2 separate regions of the Homo sapiens genome follow, and region 2 is linked to region 1. Evidence: read pairs that join two places in POLR2A ChIA-PET (ENCODE). Cell type or tissue: MCF 10A. All regions are shown on one strand. Links, peaks and the distances in the headings refer to the core of each region. The heading gives the core; the rest is flanking DNA.

Evidence for each region. Peaks named below come from ENCODE experiments on the same cell type or tissue, not always from the same donor. Only the 100,000 strongest peaks of a DNase experiment are listed, where the experiment ranks them.
Region 2: POLR2A ChIA-PET joins it to region 1 with 37 read pairs; 7 of 35 experiments call an interaction of 5 or more read pairs at or near these places.

Annotation. Positions count from the first base shown.
Region 1 is chr21:41,610,568-41,620,780 of GRCh38, reverse strand. No RefSeq gene overlaps it. Among named protein-coding and RNA genes, the nearest start is that of PCSEAT, 35 kb to the right of the region's middle. RefSeq lists enhancers at 1-70, 7,513-8,176, 10,018-10,213. In MCF 10A, for the core only: CTCF peaks have their summits at 7,737 (motif pointing right), 7,936 (motif pointing left) and 8,450 (motif pointing left); DNase peaks (open chromatin) are centred at 4,430, 5,090, 7,680 and 8,400.
Region 2 is chr21:41,674,690-41,684,902 of GRCh38, reverse strand. LINC00111 (long intergenic non-protein coding RNA 111) reads right to left here and starts at 5,601. Exons shown (of 3, transcript NR_024367.1): 1 at 5,393-5,601. RefSeq lists an enhancer at 5,606-5,755. In MCF 10A, for the core only: no CTCF peak of the experiment used is centred there; DNase peaks (open chromatin) are centred at 5,782 and 6,402.

The sequences.
Region 1 (10,213 bases), core at 694-8,693:
CGCCCCCCATCTTCTTGGTTGGCCATGCATCAAGAGTGGCCAGGCACTTCCGGGGCCAGCTGGGTGGGTTAGAGAAAGGTTTTCCTCTGAGCTGGAGGCAGTCAGGCTTGCAGCCCCCAACTGGCACCCCACACACCTCAGGAGCAGGACCCTGGAGCTGGAGGGGCATACACCACCCTTGCCCTTTGTGCAAGTGGCAGAGGCTCAGACGGGACAGCAGGCTGAGGGCCTTGGGGGTGCCAAGTGCTGTCCTGGTGGAAATGAACTTGAGACCCATGACACCGGGCAGGGTGGGGAGGGAAGTCACCTCCCCTTTACTAAACAGCTATAGCAGGAGAGACAGGGCTTGTGGTGGAAGAACAAGGTGTTTGCTCACCCATGTGTGTGGCTCCTTGGCCAGCGATGACCTCCATTCACTGGTTCATTCATTCACTCATCATTTCCTGTTCTCTCTGCCTGGAACTTTCTTTTGGACACCGACATTTCTATGTCCTGCCCTTCCTTCAGTTTCTGCTCAAATGCCCCCTTAGAGATGGCTGTCCTGTGGCCACCCCAAAGACCACAAACCACAGAGCATGTCTCAGCATAGGGGTTGGACAGACACCTCTCTGAACCAGGATACCTGCTCCTCAGTCTTCCTGCCTGGAATTGATGCCTCCCGTTCTGCCACCGGGGAGGAATCTGCCCTCTCTCCTCCTTCCCTCTGGAGACAAGTGGGAAAGGGTGGAGGAAGCAGCTCGAACGGAAACCTTCATCTCCGCTTTAGTCTCCAGTGCCATACCCAGTTGTCTTTCTTCATTACACCTCCATGTGCTAATTGCCTGTCTCCTCCAGTGAAAGATCTGCTCACAGCAGTGAGGACCTGTAGGGCTCCATCACTGCTGTATCACCAGCCCCCAGAATAGTGCCTGGCACCCTGTGCACACTGATAGAGAATTTAAAAATTATCGTGCTTTCTCACCATCTGTATTCGTCCATTTTCACGCTGCTGATAAAGACATACCCAAGACTGGGCAATTTACAAAAGAAAGAGGTTTATTGGACTTACGGTTTTACGTGGCTGGGGAGGCCTCACAATCATGGTGGAAGGCGAAAGGCACGTCTCATATGGCGGCAGACAAGGTAAGAGAGGTTGTGCAGGCAAACTCCCCTTTTTAAAAGCATCAGATCTCATGAGACTCATTTACTATCATGAGAACAGGGCAGGAGAGGCCCGCCCCCATGATTCAATCACCCCCTATCTGGGTTCCTCCCATGACATGTGGGAAGTGGGAGTTACAATTCAAGATGAGATTTGGGTGGGGACACAGCCAAACCATATCACGATCTCTATGGAGTAGAAAGTGAAAATCTTTCATAATCCTAAACCTCCTCCCAAACTGATCATTTAACAATTTGCTGTATGTTCTTCCACATTTTAAAGCAGATGTTAATTTTTAAAAACAACCATGGATGCTGTTATATTTAGCATTTTGCAACGTGCATAGCAATATATCTCAAACGTCTTTCCACATAAGTACAATACTTGACTTGTTCTTTCAAGTCATATACTGTATTCCACTGGTAGATGTGCCATAGCTTATGTGATAAAAACTTTGCTGATAGAAGTTCAGGTTGTTTTCAAATTTGGCTCTTCTAAAGCATACTGTAATAAATAGAGAGTACACACACACACACACACACACACACACACACAAATAAATACACAGTACACATGCTTTCATGTCTTTGTGTAATGATGGAAACATTTCAGAAGCTGATCAATGGATCTGAAGAGTTTTAATTTTATTAGACATTGCTAACCTGCTCTCCCAAAGACTGCGCCAGTTTATACTCTGTCTTAGCCATCTCAGGCTGCTCTAACAAAATACCATGTCCAGGTGGCTGAAACTACAGACACTTATTTTCTCTTTGTTTTGGAGGCTGGAAGTCTGAGATCAGGGTGCCAGCGTGGTTGGGTTCTGGAGAGGACTGTCTTCCAGGTTTTCAGACGGCCGCCTTCTCACAGGTTCTCACAAGGCCTTTTCTGGGGCATTTGCGGAGACAGATAGATAGATAGATAGATACACAGAGACAGATTGATCGATCGACCTTTCTCTTCTTATAAGGGCACTAATCCCATTATGAGGGTCCTACTCTCTTGACCTCATCTAAACCTAACCACCCCCAAAGGCCCTATCTGCAAGTACCATCACATTGGGGGTTAGGGATTCAACATACAAATTAAGGAGGGATATGAACATTCGTAGAGGCCCTAACACAGCCCTCAGCCCTCCATCCGTGTCCTGAGCACGCTCCTTAGTCCTATATGCATCAGCAAATGAGTCATACTTTTAGGTCTTTATTGGCAAAGTTTTTAACACTTTTTTGGAAACAGGTTAATCTCATGGTGTTGTCTTTTTTTTTTTTTTTTTTTTTGAGACAGTCACTCTGTTCCCCATGCTGAGTACAGTGGTGCAATCTCGTCTCACTGCAACCTCCACCGTCTTGGTTCAAGCGATTCTCCTGCCTCAGCCTCTTGAATAGTTGGGATTACAGATGTGTACCACCACCATGCCAGGCTAATTTTTGTATTTTTAATAGAGACGAGGTTTTGCCATGTTGGCCAGGCTGATCTTGAACTCCCGACCTCAGGTGATCCACCCGCCTTGGCCTCCCAAAATGCTGGGATTACAGGCGTGGGCCACCGCGCCCGGCTCATGGTGCTGTCTTGAGTGCTTTCATTCTGTGTTTACACTGTGTGTGTGTGTGTGTGTGTGTGTGTCTGCGCATGTGCTTGAGTGTGTGTTACATACATGATTGGACCCGTTGGGTGAACTTCTTCAGTGGTCGGACACCGTGCAACCTCATTACTCTGCTTTCACTGGATCAACACTGGAAAACACACACTGGGTAGCCATGATCATGTTGGCATCTGGTCCAAATGAATCAATGAAGGCTGTGTAGCCTACCACATCAAACAAGCCCTGGTCACCCTGACATGACGCTTGGGGAAAGCAGACCCCACAGTCTTGCCCTGCACTGCAGCAGGGGGAACCACTCTCCTACAGGGACAGGCGACATATGTAAATTCTGCCTCTCTTCCTAGAAACCACGGCAACTCATTAACAATAAGGCTAGTGAAAAAAAATACAGTGTAGATTTTCTTACTACAAGTTAATTTTTATTATATTTTTGAGTGGACTCATATTCTCGGGATCATCAAAGTAATAGATTAGAGGATAAACTGAGCTCTTTGTTAAAAAAGAGAAATAATAACAACCATCACTCAAAAGAGGGTCATTATTCTCAAAATCAAAAGGACTAAATCTATAAGTAAAATATAGAACACAAATATGGGTATTTTAAAAATGTGAACCCAGCATTGGTGACTCAGTTTTAACAAAATAGCATAATCCATCAAATTAAGCTTACATTGTTAATTTGAAATGTATTGGTGTTGTATTCTAATTTCATTGATAAATCTCTTTGATTTTTATTTACATAAGACCTATCATGGCTGGGTAATGTGCCACACACCTGTGGTCCCAGCTACTCAGGAGGCTGAGATGGGAGGCTTACTTGAGCCCAGGTGATTGAGGTTGTAATGAGCTGTGATCACACCACTGCACTCCAGCCTGGGCAACAAGCAAGACTGTCTCTAAAAAGAAAAGAAAAGAAAAGAAACAACAAAACAACAAAAAACTAAAAGAGCTATCAACGTAATATATTTGTAAGTCCTCTAGTGTTGCCACACATACAAGTAGCAGTAAAATAAAAATACTTTAACAAAAACTTAGGAGTCCACAGGATTTTTTTAAAAAGAGGATCTCTAAATGTAAGCTTGGGAAATGCTGGTTTAAGGCAGACTAAGCTGAAGGTTACACATCTCAGGCTTAGTCTGACTTGGAGAGGTGGGAAGTTTGTTGGAACTGGTGAGAGATCCCAGGAGCTGTGAGAATTCCCGCTCGCAGCTTTGACTGTAGCTCTGAACAACTTACTTCATTCACAGGATGGAGCCCAGGTGTATTAGGCAGTGAGTGGAGGAATCTAGTCTTCAGACGAGGGGCAGACCAGAGCTAGATTAGGGGCTCTTGGAATTATCCTCTTAGACCACTGAAGTGTAGGAAGGGAAGCCAAGGCACGTGGCCAGACCATGGCATTGGAGTGGGAGATGTCAGAGGGGACAGGGCTGTGACTCAGGAGTCATTCAGGCCCCACATCTGACCCCGTGGTCCCAGGAGGTCTGCCTGCTGACTGGGAGACCACTGCCCTGCCCAAGCGCTTTCTACCTTGGTCCTGAGGGCTCTGTCCTGGGGATGCTGCCAGAATCACAGGAGACTCTGTCCCGGAGGGCTGGGAAGGCAGCTGGCAACTGAACAGCCCATTGGCCATCCTGCCTGGCTGGACATGTGGGTTGTCTTTCATTTGTTATGACTAAGAATAGCACATTACCTCTTAAAAACTTTCCAGGCCTAGAAAATCTTCCCCACTCATTGGGGAGCAGGATGCTGGGCTCCTGATTAAATGCTTATCCTGGCACTTGAGCAGATTTGAATCTCTTTTTAAGGAATCTTTGGCCTTTCCCACAGGCAAGCTGCCCACAGCATGGGGAAGAGCGGCCGGTGCTCGCGTGAGGACGTCTCCAGCTCATCTGCTCCTGTATCTGAGAGCTGATGGCTGCTTTTGCATCTGCTTACTGGAACATTTTGCTTCCTTTATAATCAGCAACACAGAATATGGAATTGGCATCATTCTTGGGCTACATGGACTGATTTCTAGTTCCTGCCAAAAATATGTTTGAAACATCACTGAACAGACATTGTCTAAAAGTCTTGCTATCCATTTTTATTTTCCCAGTTTCATGTTGCTTCAAGTTAAAAATCATGAGAAAGCAGCAAACTGATTATTTTAGCTCCCCAAAATAAATTACTTTACTGAGTCATAAGTTAATGCAGTATCCTTGCATTCCATTTAGAGCCAGTATAAGAATGTTCCCCCAGTCTTCTGCCAAACCACACAGAAAGATGGAGTCTCAAATGAAAGTCTACGCAATATGCTTCTTCTGGATTGGCAACAACACAAAAGTGAGACATACACTCCCTTAGGCAGGCAGTGGGGAAACAGATACTTTCACATATTGCTGGCAGAGTACAAATTGGAGGCAAAGTGGCAATTTCCAGCAAAGCTATGAATGCATATCCACCTTTTGACCAGACGCTTATGCTTCTGGGAATCTGCCCTCCAGCTCTGTTTGCACATGTGCAAAATGATATTGTGCATGAGATGATTTCTTGTGGCATTTTAAATAATGGTGAAAGACTGGAAAGAAGCCAAATATTCCTTTTTCTTTTCTTTGAGACAGGGTCTTTCCCTGTTGCCCAGGCTGGAGCTGGAGTGCCATGGCAGGAGTCACAGCTCACTGAAGCCTCGAACTCACTGACTCAAGCAATCTTCTCACCTTAGCCTCCCAAGTAGCTGGGACTACAGGTGCGCACCAACACATTTGGCTAATTAAAAAAAATTCTTTAAAATATCTTTTAAGTACAGTGTCTTGCTATGTTGCCCAGTCTGGTCTCAAACTCCTGGCCTCAAATAATCTTCTGGCTTCAGCCTTCCAAAGTGCTGGGATTACAGATGTGAGCCCCTGGCCAGAAGCCAAATATTCTTAATAGAGGAGTAGCTAAACCTTTACAGAACTCCCCCACTATAAAATACTATTTACCTGTGAAAAATAATAAGGGGGTTCTCTATATGGATGAGCAGAATCATGGCCCCCAAAATGTGCCTGTTCTAATCTCTGGGACTTGTGAATATGTGACCTTATGTGGCAAAAGCCATTCTGTAAAGGTGATTTAGATCCAGATCTGCCTCACTCTGAAACCCCACTCCCCCACTGTGGCCCCGAGCCTGGCTAGAGATGCCGCCTGCTCCCTGTTGGACACGGTGGACCCGCCAGCATCCCCCTTGCCCACCCTGCACTGAGTGCGGGGGAGGAGGCTGCACAGACCACTCTGTGTCTTGCATTCCTGTCACTCCACCGTCACCCACACACGCAGGGCCTGAGGGCTGTTGGAATGCACCTGTTCATAGGCACATGCATTTATTTAACGGCTCTGTGCTAAAGTGTAGATGAGGAGAAGGAGTTTGTGCCAGGGTGTATCAGCTTCCTGCAAACGACCACAAACTCAGCAGCATGAACAGCATATTTAATGCATTGCTGGAGGTCGGGAGTCTGTGACGGGTCTCACTGGGCTAAGACCTAGGGCCGGCTCCTCCTGGAGGATCCAGGGCAGAATCTGTTCCTCGCCTTTCTCAGCTTCCAGGGGCTGTCCTCATTTCTAGGCCCATGGGCCCTTCCTCCCTCTTCAAAGCCAATGACGTTGGATCAGGTCCTCACTGCCACACTTCTGGCTGCTAGTTCCCTTTTAAGAACACTGTGAGGACTCTGGGCCTGCGGGATCCCCCAGGATCTCCTCCTTAGGTTAAGGGTGGTGTTCACCAATCCAGTTCCACCTGCAACCCCAACTCCCCTCTGCATGTGATATGATGCACTCACGGCGAATAGGGCTAGGGTGGAGGCATCTTGGTGGAATGGTGGGGTCTTCACTCTGCCTGCCACACAGGAAACAGGTGGCATCCAGGACATTCCAAGCCCCCACGCTTCCTAGAATAAGACCCAAACTCTACCCAGGGCCATGATGGCACTGCAAGGTTACAGGCCCGATGGCCCCTCTGCCCCAACCTGGGTCCCTGGGGGACTGGAAGGAGCCGAGCTCTTCCCCACTCAGGTCTCCTTTCCGCTGTCCTCTGTGGGGGCTCTGCTGCTCCTCCTCCGGTTTCAGGCCTCGCTCCTCCCACTGTCCCTCTCAGGTGTGCTCCCCGCTGGGGCTTCTCCCGTGGCCTCTGCTCCGTTGCAGTTCCCATCGCCTGGTTTACTGCCCCCTTTCCTGGATTATGTGCTCCCTCCCAGAGGCATCAACCACACCTGCCTGTCTCTCACCATGCTGTGCCAAGCACAGACGTCAGCCTGACCAGCACGGAACAGGCCACCAGACCGTAAAATCCATGGCAACAATCACACCACGCATTTCAATGGCCCATTCGAAATTTCCCCAGTGTAATCAGGCCATCTTGGCATGCGTCTGGCGGCAGAGACCAGGGAGGTTTGCAGCCGACACTCTCCACATATCAAGCTGAAGTGCCCGTGTCTCGGCGCAGGCTCTGTCGTCCGCCCGTCACACCGTGGCTTATCTTTTCGTGTGTCTTCTGGGTTGAGTTCATCAGTGCAGAGGCTAAGACTGGTCTGGTCTCCATGGAGTATCTAACCCTGTGCCTGGTCATAGCAGGGATTCAATAAGGCACGTGTGCGGAATGGATGAATGAGCGGATGAATGAACAGAAGGAGCGAGCTGATTTACAAAGAGTGGTAGGGAGGGGCCAGGGGAGCTTCCATTCTCTGAACTCATGGAAATGCATGAAATTGCCCGGAGCATCCACAGCCAGAAGCTGAAACTGCAACCTCTTCCCATGAGATCTGCGTTTCCTGGGGCCTGTGGCCATCCTGGCCTCCCGTTCACGCACGCTGTAGGAGAGGCAGCCAGGCAGAGCGAGTCCCAGCCCGGTTGCCTGGGCTTGTTCCCAGGCCTAAGGAGCCAGCTTCCCACACTGTGCTCCAGGATCCCATCAGCTGCCGCAGCATCAAAGCCAGGTCCAGCCCCTGCAGCTAAAGTTGCTGGAGGCAGACACACATTCCTGGGTGTTTTGGCAGTAAGACTTCCCGGCAGAGGGCAGGGAAGGAATCTGGGAGGTGCCGCCTTTCTTATGAGGACACATTCTGAACCAAACTACACAGAAGCTGTCCCCCAGGCTGAGGCCCAGCCCTGGTTGGATGGCAGGGGCTGTGGGCACTGTCGGGGTCGGTGGGGCGGGGGGGTGCCCTGTGATGGACTGTGGAGCCACACTGCCCCCTGCCGTTAGTTCTGAGTGACGCTGTTCATTCTTCCCACCCAAATATTCTCCCAAATGTCCGCAGCCCTAGAGAGCTCGACCTCCAATCCTTGCTTTGCTCACACTCAGCCCCTTCAGCACTTCAGGAAGGCAGGGATTTGAACAACTGAACTCAAGGCATTTGGCAGGGGCCAGTTTTGCTAAGAAAAGAAAAGAAAATGCCTCTTTTATTGTTGCAATGCCCCAGACAAAGGCAGAGAACAGTTCATGTCACCCTCAGGAATACCTAAGGATACTGAGCACATGTCTAAATGGGATGAGAGGTGGGCGTCGGGAGTTCTACCGCCTGCCCCCTTTATTCCCTGAGAAGGGGCGTTGCCTTGTCTTCAGGATCTGTGTTTCTGGATGTCCACAGCAGACTGCATGACCTCCTTCTTAGGCAGATGTGGCAGGTGTGGCTACACCAGTCAAGACGGGGGAGAGAGCTCCCTCCTCTGGAAGCTTCAGTTCTGAGCCCAGGTGTTTGTCCTGCACTCAGGATATGCTGGTTTCTAGCAAACAGGAATCACAGAGAGACACTTACCTTCCGGTTGATGTGAGCGGTCATGAGTGCATGTCGGTGCATCTTCACAATGCAGAGAACCAGACCAGTCCACGCATAATATGTGGTGGCAGAGCCCCCACTGCCATGCATAACATGTATGTGGTGGAGCCCCAGCTGCCATGTGTAACTGATGTGATGGAGCCCCAGCTGCTGGGCTGCACCTCACAGTCTTGAGGAACTGGCACTTGTTGCCAAAGCTGGAGAGAAGGTGCCATGCCCAGGGCCTCCATCTTGCCTGTGGCCATTGCACCTTCCGCCTTACACTGAGACTCCCAACCCCCTTTGCACAGGACGCAGAGTGCCTCCAGATGTGATTGAAAAATTAAGGTGATATAAAACACAGTGCAATAAAACACACCGTCGTATACACTTAAGGCACAAGTGGAATCCTGAGGCAGAAGGACACCCATTGAGCACCCTCGAGAGGTCGCTCCTTGGGCTTCAACACCAGCACAGGAGGCTGTTCAGAAGGGGAAGCCCAGAAGGAAAGAAAGGGATGAAGCTGCTGTATCTGAGAGAATGGCATCTAAAAGGTGAGTGAGAATTCTGAGTCTTCTCTTTTTAAACAACTCTCTGGATGTGGTGTGGGCTTCAGTGGTTGCACCTGTTTGCTCAGGAGTATGTTCTGTATGGGAGGTGGAGGCTGTCTGCAGTGGTCAGCTGAGCCTTGGCTACCCACAAACGCTGCAAGGGCGGATTCCCTGGGAGAGGAGGGAAGACATTGTCTTGTAAGTCATGCTTTTGTAATACTCACTAAACAAAGATAATTAGACAAATATAAACAAAAGTAAACAGACAGGCCTCGGAGAAGTTTCTGAGATGTCCCAGCAGACATCCATCCTGGCAAAGCTAACAGGGACTGTCCAGCTCTCACGACCTGGAATTACACTTAAGACCTTTCTTCTTGAGGTGGCTCACCTACAACAACTTACTTTTGTATAATTTATAATTTATTGCATGCACCTTAATTCCCTCCTTAACTCATGAACCCCATTCTCATTTTTTCTCTTTGCTCCTGGCTTACTGCCCCCATCCTGTTATCTCTCCTTTTTTACTTTCTTTTCTTTTTCTTTCTTTTTTTCTTTTTGAGACGGAGTTTCGCTCTTGTTGCCCAGGCTGCAGTGCAATGGCGCGATCTCGGCTCACCGCAACCTCCCCCTCCCGGGTTCAAGTGATTCTTCAGCCTCAGCCTCCCAAGTAGCTGGGATTACAGGCGCACACCAGCACACTCAGCCAATTTTTTTGTATGTTTAATAGAGACCAGGTTTACTTTGTTGGCCAGACTGGTCTCGAACTCCTGACCTCCTGATCCAGCCGCCTCGGCCTCCCAAAGTGCTGGGATTAAAGGCGTGAGCCACCGCGCCCGGCCTCCTTTTTTACTTTCTAATGACCCTTTATATTGCACAAGACTGTTAACATCCTCCCATGAGGAGTTCTCAGCGCATTCCTGTAATTTGGACCATGAAACAGGGAATCAATCCTTTTTAGAAAGCAGAGGATTTAAATCACCTGAAGTCCTTGTGTTCCTTCTACCATTGACAATCGCCTCTAAGAAAGTAACAATCAAACTCCCCAAGCACCCCCCAGACTTTCTCAATACACAACTGTGGCGGTTGGTCTGGACCTTCTATCTGCTAGGGGACCGAGGACCTAGGGGACTGGACACGTAGACGTGTACCA
Region 2 (10,213 bases), core at 1,534-9,533, 63 kb before region 1:
TTTCTGTGGTTTTAAGCCACTAAATCCATAGCCATGGATTCAGCAGCTGCAGCCGCTCCTGCAGTCCCAGGGGCAGGAAGTCAGGTCCGTTCTCCCTGCCCCGGGGCCATCTCGGGAACAGAAGATATTTGGGAAAACATTTTGTGGAGGTGGGGCTGGGAGAGGCTCTGTTTTCATTTTGTACCTTCCTGTACTGTTTGGATTTTCTTCCAGTACAGGTCTTTGTTTTTCGCAATGTCTCCAGGAGTTATCCACGGGGAGAGATTTTGTGTTTCCTTGTTTGTACTCGTCTGTGTTAAAAGAAAACTCTCACACCCACTGCCTGGTCGAGGTCGTGTTTGCTGGGTCCTCTGGTTACTCACAGTGGAGGAATTTCGTATCTCCAGCTCCCGCCCCACCCACCTCTCCTGGCTCCTCTCCCTCCTCCCGTTTCTCTCCCTCCTCCCTCCCCTCATATCAACCCCCTCTCCTGCAGAACAAAAAATAACCTAGTCTCTCCCTGCCCGTAGCACCCCAGCCCGTCTTGTTACGGACACCCCTGTCCTCAGGGGGCCTTTTCAAGGTACATTTTCCTACTGGAAGGTGGTGCCTTTTCCACGCAGCACATCCTGCCTCCCTCGGATGATGTATTTCCCCTTGTTACAAACTAATGATAGCTACCATTCATTGCACACTTGTTTAACACCTTTTATAAAGTCAGGGCTTGACCAACATGGTTTCCATCTGCGCAGCCATTTCAACAACCGGCTGCTGTCACCCCAGCTCCAAAACAGCAGCGAGGTGATGAAATAGCTTTGTCAAGGTGAGAAAACTACAGCTGTGGGAAATTTGGAGACTGGCCCAAGTCAATATGGCCAGTGATGACTGACTAGTGTCACTGGCCTGTCTGACTTCAAGGTCGGCAGGCCCAAGTGGGCGCTGCTTTTGCAGACATCTGCAGCTGGCCGCTACCGGAGGCTGTGGGCCCCTTCTTCAGCCTCGGGGAGGAAGCTTCTTCCCCATGGGAGCAGCACCTGTGCTGGGGCGGCCCTCATGCTGATTCTCACAAGGCCGAAGTGTGCACAGGAGTCCTATGTGGGCTCATGTCTTAGAAATCGGATGCTGGGAATGACGTCTCCTATGCAGCCTCCAGCTCTACTCTGCGGCAGGTGAAGATCATTTTTCTGAACTGCCCTCAGAGCTACAGCTAGAGAGTCATTGATTTCTTCTATCATTATTTTCTTTATTTTCAGTGGGTTTCTGAGTAGAGGTGCTCACACATGCACTTGTGTTTATGAACACACACACACGTAAAGACCAGTAGGTTACCTTTAATCTTATTTTTTTCAGCTTAACATAGCCTTTATTGTGTGAAAACCTGAAGCAAAAATGATGTAAGAAACCAAACAAATCTGTGTCTTTATTGTTTGGGTCTGTGACGTGTGTGCGTGTGTGTGTGCACGTGTGTACCTATGTGTGTGTCTGTGTATGCATGAATGAGTGTGTGTGTGGTTGTGTGTATGTTAGATACATGCCTTTTGACTGATCTCAGCTCCCAAATCCATTTCTGGAGCCTTAAGAAAATGGATGAAATTAACACGGTCAGCACCCTGTGGGGGCCACAGGGCATTGTCTGATACCTCGGTGAGCAGGTGGGTGAGGACAGCCTCTGTCTAAACTGCTTGTCTGCAGTGGGTGGACCTGGTTTTTTATTTAAAACACTCGCAAGTGTTGGATGCCTTCTGAAGATAGCACAGGGGACGAGATGGTGACAGTGAGGGGACTCCCCACCCCACCCCTGGCCACCGAGAAGAAAAGTGGAGAATACCATTGCTTTCAGAAAGTCAAGCTACAAAACCTACACATGTCTGGGCAGAGGTCAGGCCCTGTACATGGGCTGGCTGGCTCTGCCTCTGGGGAAGCCTGGATGTGCCAGGCCTGGGCGTGTGTGCTGGGGGGGAATCCTGTTCAGGGAAGAGCGGTCCAGCTGAGGAGAGCAGGTCTGGAGGCCTCCAGTGAGACGGTGGGAGGCGGAACATCTCAGAGCAGAAGCAGAAAGTGATGGCGCGGGAACGGTGAGCCTTGACAGCTGCCGCCTCTCCATCCCAGCGCCCCTGCCTCTCCGCCCCGGCGCCCCTGCCTCTCCGTCCCAGTGCGGCCTCCCTGCTTCCTTCTGATAATCCGCCTGTCTGCAGGCCAAGATGCTGTGCGGGTCACTCTCTGGGCTGCCTGACATTCATTCTTCTCACCCAGGAGAAGCAGATTTTCTGGTTTGTGCCTCAGCCTCATGGGTGTGCCCGTGCCAGGCAGGGTGAGAGACCTACAAAACCTCTCAGCCTTCTGAGTCAGAGGTTGTACCCATTTTGCAGATAAGGAATCAGAGGCACCACGAGGTGAAAGGACTTGCCTCAGCTGCTCGGCGAGGCTGGAGCTTGGGCCAAGGTAGTTGGGGCCCAGAGCCCGTGCCCTGGAGCGCTGCGTCGGTGAGGTGCTCAAATTGCATGAGGCTGGAGTTTCTGGGCCTGCCAGAGCGGGGAATAGAAGGCTCACCGTGGAGGCACTGACCCTGCTCCGAGGGGCTCGGAGTCTGGTGAGGGCCAGACACAAAGCAGGTCATTTCTACATTGTGATCGGGGTACTGAGAAAACTGAGGTGGCCGGAGATTGTGTCTACTTCTGTAGACAGCCACGGACACAGCACATGGCGGGAGACCAGAGAGAAGCCACTGACCGGCAGAGGCTGTCCCAGAGGCTGGCGCTGGGGGCCCTGCAGGGGTCCAGGTGCCCCAGAGTCTGGTGCTGGGGGCTCCCCAGGGGTCCAGGTGCAGAAGGGCTTTCCCGGATGAGGGAACAGCAGGTGTCAAGGCTGGCAGCAGTGACTGTGCTGATGATGTCTGGGGGCCCCAGCTGTGGGAGGTGGCGGGAACAGGGGTGTGGGATGAGGTGAGGGACCCCGACTAATTCACGAGCAGCCCTCGAGGTGTCTTGTGGGCACTGAACCATGTGAAGGTGGCTCTGGGGTCTGATTCATGTTCTGAGAGTTCTTCAGCTGCCCTGGTGGGGGTTGTGTGAGAGAGAGCCAGCGAAGGAGGTACAGGAAAGTTCTTGTCCCCCGCCTCGTGTTAGTGCAAACGGAGGTAAACTGAGGAGCACGGGAAAGGCTGTGCTTCTGCAGGGGAGTCACGAGTGAGCAGAGTGCGTGCAGGCGGCTCACCCAGGCCTGCCATGGGTCCTTAGCCCTGCCTCCCAGGAACCCCGGAGGGCCACCCTGCTCAGGCTGTTCCTGGCATAAGCGCGTGACAGCGGGGAAGGTACAGATGTGGGATTCTGGACCCTTCTGCCAACAGAAGAACCGGGCGCCGTGGAGCCTCCTCCCAGCTGCCCTGGGCACGCTGGAAATACCTCCGCAGGCTGTTTTCTTTCCCTTCCTGTCAGTGCCCAACGCGTGTTGTTCTGTGCCCAGAGGAACTGGCTCTTCGGGTTCTGTGAGTCCAGGGGATTGGAGCCATTGGAGCCCCGGGGCCTGGGAGTCTAAATTTGACCTTGCGATTTGCTTATTTTGGGGGGTCAGGGCCGGTTGCCCACAGCGGGGTCTTAGCATGGAGCCAGGGTTCCACGTCCCCCTCGTTCCAGCTCAGGGCGAGGAGGCGGAAGGGAAAGGAGGGAAACAGAGCGGTGAGGAGTTTCACTTTTGTTCTCTCTTTTCTGTGTGCTTCCTTATGTTTTAAATAACATTTATGCGTCATTTACCAGGCGGCGTGTGCATTATAATTCCCTCAATTTTACTGATGAGGAAATCGAGGCAGGAGGAAGTTGAGTACTACAGAGCTGTCCTGTGGAGCCGGGCCGTCTGGCACTGGAGACAGGCTTCTATCCACTCTGCCTGCGGTTCGCAAAGTGGGGTCCCCAGCCAGCGGCACCAGCATCACCTGGAACTTGTGACAAATGCACATTCCAGGGCCCTTCTCCAGACCCACGGAATCTAGGGCAAGGCTCAGCCATCTGTGCCTTAGGGAGCTCTCCTGGAGATTCTCACACTGGTCCAGGGGGTTCTTCAGTTAACTGACACCTTTGTTGAGCACCTACTTACCACATAAGCCATTGACGAGATTGTGCTGGAAACATGCAACTATGCTAAAAACAAAGACTGTCACCTGCCCTTTCAGAGCTACGCAGAGCAGCCTGAGACTCACAGCGAAACAGCTTTTGTCTCTGGGCAGTTGCAGAGCAGGTTTGTTTGTTTGTTTGTTTTGTTTTAGGCTTTTTGCCAAATACCAGAGGCCAGAACTATGGAGAGGCTGCTGAATCCAGGGCCAGGAGGGCTCCAAGGAGTTTGCAAACCTAGATCTCCGGGAGGCCCTGGTTAAAGGAGGCTAAATCCGTTGGGACAGACATGGGTGTTTCAGGTTGGGATCTCATGGCTGAGTGTGCAAGCTGCCAACACTTCCGTGTATGCTTTATTCCCGTGGTTTTTGTTTGTTTTGTTTTTTTTTTTCCAGATTTAAAGACTAATAGGAGATGAGCAATGGCAGCTTTGGGGACCTTTTGTCTTTGCTTTGGCATTTTGGCCATTGGCTGATTTTAAAAACAAAATAGAACTATCTGGTGGCCCCAAGCCCCAATGCATAAGCTCAAGGTGGAGTCCCCAGGGCTGTTTTTCCCGATGGAGAGTTTGGTGCCCATTCTGTGATCACAGGGGAAGCTGCTGGGCCGTTTTCACCTCCTCCTCCCACATACACAGGCATGCTTGCGGTAGACTCACAAGAAGTTACAGAACATCAGCTGCCCGCAAAAAGCATCTTTTGTGAAAGACAGGGAGCAAGGATATATTAAAAACAAGCAAGCAGCTGAGGTGGGTGGATCATGAGGTCAGGAGATCGAGACCATCCTGGCTAACACAGTGAAACCCCATCTCTACTAAAAATACAAAAAATTAGCTGGGCATAGTTGCACGTACCTGTAGTCCCAGCTACTTGGGAGGCTGAGGCAGGAGAATCGCTTGAACCCAGGAGGCAGAGGTTGCAGTAAGCCAAGATCACACCACTGCACTCCAGCCTGGGTGACAGAGTGAGACTCCATCTCAAAAAAACAAAAAAACAAGCAGGTGCAGGTGCTCATGCCTGTAGTCCCAGCTACTTGGGAGGCTGAGGTGGAGGGATCGCTTGAATCCAGGAGTTAGACCAGCCTGGGCAACATAGCAAGACCCTGTCTTAAAAAAAAAAAAAACCCGAAATTGAAAAACACAAAACAAGCAAATAGACCTGAAACACTCCAGCTACCCCTTCTGTAAGGAAAGCCAACAAGAGTTAGTCCCAACCTCATCCCACTCCCCAGACCCCTTCCCAAACCCCTTCCCAGACCCCACTGCCCACTTTCCGTGGGGGGGAAAGGGGAATCATTAGGGCATTCCTTACATCCCGGCTGTCTGGCAAACTTAAATGGGTTACACCTGGAGCCACTGGCCCCACTTAGTAACCCGAGGATACTCGTGGATGCAGGCTGCTTTCCTGACCCCGAATTCGGTGCCCACGAAACAGCCTCTCAATCTGAGGACAGGATTTTCACATTGTCCCTGTGCATCTGAGAAGAGCCCGCTTCCCCTTCAGGAGACGGAGTGTATGGACGGCCTCTGGCCTTAGACAGTTCTGCAGGCCAAGCCCTCTGGCCTCTGCCACTCATTAGCTGGGCCCGTTACATAACTTCCCTGGGCTCTGCCATCGGCCTTCCCACCAGCAGAAGCTGCAAGGCTCGGAAGGGCATGACGTCACTTGCAGGGCATTCTATTGGCCATCGTGAGTCACAGGCCCGCCCAGATTCCAGGGTGTGGAAGAGACTCCGCCTCTCCGTGAGAGTTGCTGTTAAGTCACATTGCAAGGGGGTGTGAACTCAGGGAGTGGAACAATTGTGGCCATTTTTTTGTTGTTGTTGCAAACAATCTACCACACAGGGACGGCTGCATTTAATCCTCACAGCAACCCCACTGGCCAGATAGAGAAACTGAAGCACAAAGAGGTGAAGATCCTCGGCCCCATCAGGAATTGCCAGGGCATAAACCCTGGTCTGCCTGCCTCCAGAGTCTGGGCTCTCGTTCCTACCCTCAGGGGCTGGCCTGTGTGCTGGGACCCCGAGGCACATGGCCCAGTTCTTGCCCCATTGCCCATCAGTGCTCAGCTCCCAGTTACCGCAGTCACCCTAAGGCACCTGGAAAACGGAGGGAAGCAGGAACAGGTTTGCTTCTGGTGCCTCCGCCTGCCCTGGAGAAGTCCAGTCCTTCCTCTTCCCTGCAGAGGAAGCTTACAGTTTTATCTGAGTCCTTTTCGCTGTGTGCTAAGCTTCAGGGTTACAGACAGGCTGCTCCCTTTGGTGGCCTTTGTTGGAATGCCATCAGTGTGTACCTTAGGTTCATAAATAATTCAGACTGGCAGCTACCCAGGAAGGAAGCAAACGCCCAGAGCTCACAGCCGAGACAGGTTACAACAAGAATGCGGTGAGCAATGCTGCCGATGGAGAAGCAGGGAGGCAGGAATTCAGGGAACACTTGCCAGCTCCCAGATTTCCAGGTGGGCTCGGGACCACGCTTGTCTTGCAGAAGCTGCGTGCCTGGCCCCCAGCATGCTCAGGGTGGACATGGGTGGCTAACCCAGCACCCTCCCCAACCTTCTTCTCCCCTGCCTGCTTCCATCCAGAGGATGGAGAGCTAAACACTCACCATCCCACAGTCCCCTGCAGACAGAGGTGACTCAGAGATGGCCTTGACAAAAGATCCAAGAACTGCTGACATCCTGGCTCTGACAACGTGAACCTCAGAAGCCCCCAGCAGAGACATGGCTCTAGTCTTCTTGTGATGGGAGAAGGACAGTCCCTACGTGTTTAAGTCACGGTGGATGAGTTTATTCTGTGACTTGCAGTCCAGTGCCTCCTGATAGTGACAGAAATCGCCAAAGTTCTGACTTGCTTTTTCCGGCCTGCTTTTATTCTGCTCACTCTAACAGAGCCAAGCATTTGGCCAGTGTTCCAGTCTCTCCTGTGGCCCTGAACACCACCTCAACGGTTTCCTGTTTACTTTACCTCTTAGGCTGCTAGAATTAACCACTTGCCATTATGCCCCTGCGTCTCCCTACGGCCCCTCCCTCATGGTCTTGCCACCACACCGAGCTAATTTCTTTTGTATTTTTTGTAGAGATGGGGTTTCGCCCTTTTGCCCAGGCTGGTATTCTTGGGCTCAAGCCATCCTCCTGCCTCGGCCTCCCAAAGTGTTGGGATTCTAGACGTGAGCCATGGTACCCGGCCAGCAAAGATTTCTTAGAGACAACATCAAAAGTATTCGATGTTTAAAAACAAAAACTAAAACCATAAATTGGACTTTGTCAAAGTGAAGAGGTTCTTCTGCTTTTGAAAGACATTGATAAATGAATGAAAAGACAAACCACAGGAGAAAATACTTGCAAATCACCCATCTGATAAATGACTTGTAGCCATATAGATAAAGATTGCTTGAAACTCAACAGTAAGAAAACAAAGAACCTAATTTTTTAAAAAAAGAAGAGAATAGGCCAGGCACAGTGGCTCACACCTGTAATCCCAGCACTTTGAGGGGCTGAGGTGGGTGGATCACCTGAGGTCAGGAGTTTGAGACCAGCATGACTAACATGATGAACCCCTATCTCTACTAAAAATACAAAAATTAGCCGGGCATGGTGGCAGGTGCCTGTAATCCCAGCTACTCAGGAGACTGAGGCAGGAGAATCACTTGAACCCAGGAGGCAGAGGTTGCAGTGAGACAAGATCGCGCCATTGCACTCCAGCCTGGGTGACAGAGTGAGACTCCGTCTCAAAAAATAAAAATAAAAAAAAGAGAAAAGAATAGATACTTCACCCACCATATAGAAATGGTAAATAGCACATGAAAAGAGATTCAGCAGCATCAGTCATTAAGGAAACACAAATTAAGACTACAGTGGCTATTACTACAAGCAGCTTAGAATAACTGCAAGAAGAGCTCCCACACCAAGTGTTGGCGAGGATGTGTAGAGACCAGAACTCTCACACCCTGTGGTTAGGAATGTAAAATGGTACAACCGCTTTAGAAAACAGTCCCAGCTACTCGGGAGGCTGAGGCAGGAGAATGGCGTGAACCCGGGAGGCGGAGCCTGCAGTGAGCCGAGATGGCGCCACTGCACTCCAGCCCAGGCGAGAGTGCCAGACTCTGTCTCAAAAAAAAAAGAAAAAAAAGAAAGAAAAAAGAAAACTGACGGTTTCTTGACAATTAAACACACAGCTACCACATGACCCCATTGTTCTGCTCCGAGGTATTTATCCAAGAGAAAAGTCTGTGCCCAAGTGAAGACTTTTGCATAAATAAGCAAAAGTCATAGCAGCTTTATTTGTAATAGCTACAAATAGAAAAAACCCAAATGTCCATCAATGGGTGAGATGGATAAAGGAACTGCAGTATAACCACACAATGGAAGGAGGCATATGCTGACTATCTTGTTGTTGATGCTGAACATCTTGAGCACATGTTCAAGACTTGCACATGTGTCAACACATGTGAGTTGCACACTTTAAACATGTATAGTTTATTATATGGCAATTATACCTCAATTACGTTGTTTAAAAGATGCTTTCGATGCTTTCGAGATTATTAGTAATTGGGGTCAGGGCTCAGGGGAGGGTCAAAAGAAAACTTTTTAGAGTGATGAAAATGTTCTATTTCTTGATTGTGGTGATGGTTACACTACAGCTACCAATTGCTAAATTAAAATAGGTGGATTTTGTTGGATATAAATTATAACTCAATGAAGCTGAAGAAAAATAAATTTCCACTGAAATATCTTGGTATATAAGGACAAGGGGAAAATACTCTAGGGGTGTGTAATTTTTGTTTCTAGTAAAGTGAAAATTGTAATTGGAGAGAAAAAATTAAATGCTCTTTCAAAAAGTAAAAAATAACATATGTTTACATTAAAGCAAAAAACAAATGCCTTCTTTGTTGTATTGATTATCTGGATATTAAAAAGCAATTACAAGCATAATTATTATTATTTTTTTTTTTTGAGACATAGTCCAGCTCTGTCGCCCAGGCTAGAGTGCAGGGGCGTGATCTCAGCTCCCTGCAGCCTTGACTTCTCAGGCTCAAGCAATTCTGTCATCTCAGCCTCCCGAGTAGCTGGGACCACAGGCATGCACCACTATGCCCAGCTAATTTTTTCATTTTTATTTTTATAGAGATAGTGTCTCCCTATGTGGCCCAGGCTGGTCTCAAACTCCTGGGTTCAAGAGATCTCCCACCTTGGCCTCCTAAAGTCCTGGAATTACAGGCGTGAGCCATCGTGCCCGGCCTGAATAATTTTTCTTGATACCTATTCACATTCTTCAATCAGTTTTTAAGCCTTATTTGTTTCTATTGCCATTAGTGGCATTTTTCAGAAGAATGTGCTATTTTCAGAATTGCCTTATTTTAATCTTTCATAAAATTGCCTGGAATCCTCTCCAAGAAGACATTTTTGTGGCTAATGAATTTGAGTTTGCCGACCAGCTAAGTGGAATCTTCTCTGTAGACCCTGAGGTTGTCAGATGAATGAGCAGCTGTAGAGGTAAGATCTGAGCTGACTCTGCTCAGGGGAAGACAGTCTCAGTATTTTCTAATGAAAAGGTCAATATTTCACCCAGATATTGTCACAGGTCCTGTGTTCTGAGTTCAATCCAAAGTCTTTCATAAATGTCTTTATAGGGCAAAATGAGTCAAATAGGCTTTTTTCATGTATAATTCCTTTGAATGTTTTATCAAATTTATGTGCTAAAAATCACAGGCCTTTTCAATTTCATTCCATTCTCATATATAATAAACATACATACTATTAAAATATGAGCTCTAGCAAAAATCTGTTTCATAAATTGAGATGCTCCAAGAAGCAATTTTAGAATTCCAAAGTTATTCTCATACACTATTTGGGTAGACATTATGCGTTTTATTCAGTTTCTCTCTTTCTTTTGTGGTAAGAAATTTAAATAGTCTTTCTGTTTGCAAACTTGCTTTTAATAATTGCTAATAATTAAAACAATAATAATTGTTTTTAATAAAAGCTTTACATTTATTTAATGATTTGAATAAAAATTAAGTCATTATTCAAATTAACTGAATGAGCTTTTCTGTTGGAAGCATCTGATAATACACATATTACATCCATATCACTTAACTGTCTTGTGAAATTGGGCTCATGGAGGTAACACAA